Regions from separate parts of the Homo sapiens genome. Here region 2 is linked to region 1. A link is a loop called in an ENCODE intact Hi-C map of the cell type or tissue named here. Cell type or tissue: B cell. All regions are shown on one strand. Each heading gives the region's core, and the rest is flanking DNA. Links, peaks and the distances in the headings are about the cores only. Region 1 overlaps JMJD1C (jumonji domain containing 1C). Region 2 overlaps JMJD1C (jumonji domain containing 1C).

The links. Peaks named below come from ENCODE experiments on the same cell type or tissue, not always from the same donor. Only the 100,000 strongest peaks of a DNase experiment are listed, where the experiment ranks them.
Region 2: a loop joins it to region 1, with 2.6 times the contacts of the local background. A loop is called at or near these places in 4 of 110 quality-filtered maps.

What each region holds. Positions count from the first base shown.
Region 1 is chr10:63,215,699-63,218,509 of GRCh38, reverse strand. It overlaps JMJD1C (jumonji domain containing 1C), which reads left to right. Exons shown (of 26, transcript NM_032776.3): 5 at 1,179-1,303. Among named protein-coding and RNA genes, the nearest start is that of NRBF2, 84 kb to the right of the region's middle. In B cell, for the core only: CTCF peaks have their summits at 1,037 and 1,238 (motif pointing left); a DNase peak (open chromatin) is centred at 1,229; H3K27ac peaks cover 394 bases.
Region 2 is chr10:63,375,853-63,378,663 of GRCh38, reverse strand. All of the region lies in intron 2 of JMJD1C (jumonji domain containing 1C), which reads left to right. Among named protein-coding and RNA genes, the nearest start is that of MIR1296, 4.2 kb to the right of the region's middle. In B cell, for the core only: no CTCF peak of the experiment used is centred there; a DNase peak (open chromatin) is centred at 1,423; H3K4me3 peaks cover 962 bases.

The sequences.
Region 1 (2,811 bases), core at 174-2,673:
AAAAATAATATGGAGTCTTATTCTTCAATAGTTAGAAAAGACTGAAGTTCATATAATGGATATGGCTACTAAACAGTGTTTACGCATCACCTCCCTTAAATTATAGCCAGTCAACATCTTCACTTTTCTCTAGATGAAAGTATTTAATTTACAGGTCATATGGAATACTTTCTACAGTTCATTGATTTATATATATATATTTAAAGCTGGCAAAGGATTGTTGAATCTGTTACAACTGTAGAAGAAGGAATATCAGAAAAATAAATTCAGTCCCAGATCTTTGACTTAAAATTTTACCTAATCTGTCAACCTCTCACTTTCTTGATTTTTGTAAAAGGGCTAACAATACTTAGGAGAGAGAATTAAATAAGCACTTGAAAATTTTGAAAGCACTTTGTAAATTATTAAGGTACAGCAGTTTTTTCCCTTACAGTTCTTTGTTAAAGTATTTGATACCATTTTAATACCTGTGAATTAAAGATCGTTTTCATCTCAGTATCCTCTTCTGTAGAGTGACTTGTTTTATTAGGCATATCTGAATATCTGCAGATAAATATGTTTAATATTTTTTATTATTTTCTAATGGATATCTATACAAGAATATCCTTTGAAAAAGTGAGTTTAGCACAAAAGTGTACCATATTTCGTTAAAAATTTTTAGTGCTATATGTATACATTCACTTAGCCAATCTCTTTTTTAAGACTTTTAGCAACTTTTTCTGGCTGTGATAGCAAATCAAAATTTATAGTTGTTTATGGTAAAGTTTTGGCAACTAGAAGACTCAAACAAACATCAAGTTGCAAGTTAATCTTTCTGTTTCAACCATGTAGTCATCTACTGCAATCTTACTAAGTAGCTTCATAACCTTACTGCATTCTACACTACTATAACTTTGCATTTTGAACTGTTCTCTTATTAACTCGTGATCCTAGAAACCTTCCTTCTCTCTTAAAGTATTTTATTTCTATTGAATCAGGAAGTATGTGGGTCTAGTGCAGTGTATATAGTAACTTCAGAATGATTCATTTGAAAGGATATTTACTTCTAAAACATTTTTTTGAAAACTGATAGTTGGATATATTACTATTATACACTAGCTCATGTTTCTTCTAAAAGGCAGTTATTAAATGAAGATGTCTCCATTTAAGATGTTTCTGTTTCTTGTGTTTTTTTTAAGGTCCTTATTCCTTAAATGGATACAGAGTGAGAGTATATAGACAAGACTCTGCCACCCAGTGGTTTACTGGCATAATTACTCATCATGATCTCTTCACCCGCACCATGATCGTTATGAATGATCAGGTAAATAGTTCCACTAATATTTTTATAGAGATTTTAAAAGTTCAAATCATCCATGCCCCCCAAAATACATCAACAATTTGATACTAAATAATTTTTATCTCTAGGGTTTTTAGTCGTGTAATTCTAGTAAGTTTAAATGTATCTGATATTACATAGAGGTCATTTCAGGTCATAGGGAGACAGCAATGCTCAATTTATTTCAACACTGATAAAATCAGTTCCTAAAATAGAGGCATTAAACTCTTTTAATTGATTAGTCTTTTTTAAATCCTTAGATGAGCTAAAATTTTCTTTCTCAGAGTTTCAGTTTTTCTGTCCCTCCAGTAATAAAAATATTTCCGAAATCATTTCTTTTCATCAGTGAAAACTTAAACACACAGTACATTTCTTCTCACATCAAATGTCAGTGTTGGTATGCTCAATTAAGTTTTATGGTGAATCTTAAGGATTACAAGTTTCCTATGGAGTTTTTGTTTGTTTTTTGTTTTTTGTTTTTTGAGCTGGAGTCTCGCTCTGTCGCCCAGGCTGGAGTGCAGTGGCATGATCTCGGCTCACTGTAAGCTCCACCACCTGGGTTCACACCATTCTCCTGCCTCAGCCTCCCGAGTAGCTGTGACTACAGGCGCCCGCCACCACGCCCGGCTATTTTTTTGTATTTTTAGTAGATACGGGGTTTCGCCATGTTAGCCAGGATGGTCTCGATTTCCTGACCTCGTGATCTGCCCACCTCAGCCTCCCAAAGTGCTGGGATTACAGACGTGAGCCACCGCGCCCGGCTCCTATGGAGTTTTAAGTACCAGTCTGAAAGTCTTGAGATTTCAAATTTTTTTTTTAACTTAATACAAAAAATACTCATTTTTAAAGCTGTTGTTTATGTAGAAAAAATAGATATTTATACCTTCCTGCCTGATTGTATTGTGGAGATTATCTGATAGAGCGCCTTTATACACAATTCAAATACTTTGGTTAAAATGTAGTTAAAATGCTAAGTAAGTGTTACTGTTTCATTGCATTTGATTTTTTCCCTAAAACAGTGACAAACTTTTACCTCTCAGAAAAGCACAAAACTGCCTTGAATTGTTAAAATAGTTTTAACCACATTTTTAAAATTATTCATTTGCACAATTTTTGTCTTTTTCTACTCCCTAAAGTCTACCTCTGAGTTTTATTTTACAACTGCTTTTTGAAAATTACTTTCTATTTAAAAATAAAAAGTAATTTAAGAATTGTTGGCATCTGTATTCTTGATTAATACCCTTGTTTTTCAAGATGTACTTGCAGTAAATATATTTGCTTTTTAATTCTTGGTTAGCAGTTGAAATGGTGAGTTTCAGAAGGTTAAAAAGGTAATTTTGTCTTAAGTGAATAAAACAAATTATTATAACAGCATCTTATAAATTAGGGATCCCAAGCTGATTTCTAAACATTTCTACTGAGTAAAGAAATTATACCAAATATTTGATTAGCTCATTCTATTTAATTTTTGTTTTTGTTTTGTATCATGGATT
Region 2 (2,811 bases), core at 40-2,539, 160 kb before region 1:
AAAACTATACATCAGTATCAGAGTTAAAAAATTAATAAAGCTTTAGAAAAATCTTTGCCTTTTTGTTTTTTTGAGATGGAGTCTCACTCTGTTGCCCAGGCTGGAGTGCAGTGGCATGATCTCGGCTCACTGCAAGCTCTGCCTCCCGGGTTCACGCAGTTCTCCTGCCTCAGCCTCCGGAGTAGCTGGGACTACAGGCGCCTGCCACCACGCCCGGTTAATTTTTTTGTATTTTCAGTAGAGACTGGGTTTCACCGTGTTAGCCAGGATGGTCTCGATCTCCTGACCTCGTGATCCACCCGCCTCGGCCCTCCAAAGTGCTGGGATTACAGGTCTGAGCCACCGTGCCCAGCCAATTTTTGCCCTTTCTTAAAGGCAATTAAGATTGAGATGAATTTCTGTTGTATTCATAAAATACTGATTTTAGAGAGAATTTTTATTGGAAAATACTGTTTAATGATAATTTTGTCATAATTTTACAAAGTTGTTTCTGTTGAAAACCTCTTAGCCTTGAAATTAGGCCTACTTAAACAATCACCAACCTTTTCTTTTTAACTTTATCATATACAAAAGAAAAAGTGATGAAAAATTTGGAAAACACTGTGGTATGAAAGTAATAGAGGATTATCTTTTTAGTCCTATTACTAAGAGATAACTCATATATATTATATATATACTAATATATATAATTTTTGATATATTTTCTTATGAAACATATTGCTCTGGTTCCTTTTTTTTTTTTGCCATACTATTTATTTTATTTATTTAGACAAGATCTCACTTTTCCACACAGGCTGGAGTGCAGTGGTGTGATCACAGCTCACTGCAGCCTTGAACTCCTGGGCTCAAAAAAGATCCTCCCACCTTGGCCTCCCCAGTAGCTAGGACTACAGATGTGTGCCACTATGCCTAGCTAAATTTTTTTTTTTGAGACGGAGTCTTGCTCTGTCGCCCAGGCTGGAGTGCAGTGGTGCAATCTCGTCTCACTGCAACCTCTGCCTCCCGGGTTCAAGCAATTCTCCTGCCTCAGCCTCTCGAGTAGCTGGGACTACAGGTGCCTGCCATCATGCCCGGCTAATTTTCATATTTTTAGTAGAGACAGGGTTTTTCAACATATTGGCCAGGCAGGTCTTGAACTCATGACCTTGTGATCTGCCTGCCTCAGCCTCCCAAAGTGCTGGGATTACAGGCATGAGTCACCATGCCCGGCCCTCTGCTAAATTTTTTAATAAAAATTTTTAATTGTGGTAAAATGTACTTAACATAAAATTTGCCATTTTAACTGTTTTTGAGTACACGGGTCATTGGTAGTAAGTACATTCGTGTTGTGTGTTACCACTATTGTCATCCAAACACAGAACATTTTCTGTCTTGCAAAACTGAAACTGTACTCATTAAAGAGCAGTTCCTTATTCCCCCGTCTTCCTGGCCCACCATTCTACTTTCGGTCTCTGAGTATCTCATATGAATGTAATTATACAGTATTTGTCCTTTTGTAACGGGCTCATTTCACTGACAATGTCTTCAGGGTTCATGCATGTTAAACCATGTGTCACAATTTTCTTCCTTTTTATTGCAAAATAACATTCCATTGTGTTTATACACCACGTTCTTTTCATCCATTTGCCCATTAATGGACAGTTGTGTCACTTCCAGCTTTTGGCTATAGGGAATAATACTGGTATGAACATGGCTGTATAAATATCTGCCCAAGCCTCTGTGTTCAACTATTTGGGTATATACCCAGGAGTAGAATTGCTGGATCAGATGGTAATTGCATTTTTAATTTTTTGAGGCACTTTCATACTGTTTTCCAAGTGGCTGCACCATTTTTCATTTCCACCAGCATTGTGTAAGGGTTCCAGTTTCTTTACATCCTCACCAACATTTACTTTCATTTTTTTGGTATTTACTTTCTCAGTAGGTGTGAAATGGCATGTCATTGTGGTTTTGTTTTATATTTTTCTAATGCTTAATGTGATGTTGAGCATCTTTTCATGTGCTTCTTGGCCATTTGTATGTCTTTTGAGAAATATCTATTCATAAAGTTCTTTGCCTGTTTTTGAATTGGATCATTTGTTTTTTTTGGTGTTAAGTTTTAGGATTTCTCTATGTATTCTTGATATTAATCCCCTTTTAGATACATGATTTGGTAACATTTTCTTTCATTTTACAGGTTGCCTTTTTACTGTGTTAGCAGTGGCCCGTGCTGCACAAAAGTTTTAAATTTTGATGAAGCCCAACTTGTCTGTTTCCGCTTGTTGCTTATGCCTTTGTTGTTGTATTAAAAAAAAATTGCCAAATCCATGTCATGAAGCTTTTCCCCTTATGTTTTCTTCTAAAAGTTGTATAGTTTTAGATCACAAATTTTGGTGAATTAATTGATTTTAAGTTTGGAATATCATGTAAGGGTCCAGCTTTTTTTTACGTGTAGATGTCCACTTTTTCCAGCACCATTTGTTGGAAAGACTGCCTTTGCCCCAGTGAATGGTCTTGACACTGTTACAGAAAATATTTTGACTGTATATGCAAGGGTTTGTTTCTGGGCTTTCTATTCCATTCCATTGGTCTGTATGTTCTTATGCTGATACCAGCTCACTGTTTTGATTACTGTTGCTTTGTAGTACATTGTGAAATCAGGAAATGTTTTTCCGTCAACTTTCTTCTTTCTCAGGATAGTTTTGGTTATTCAGGGTCCCTTGAGATTCTGTATGAATTTCAGGAGAGATTTTTCTTTTTCTCCAGAAAAAGGTCACTTGGATTTTGATAGGGATTGAATTGAATCTGTAGATGGATCTGGGTGGTAGACAT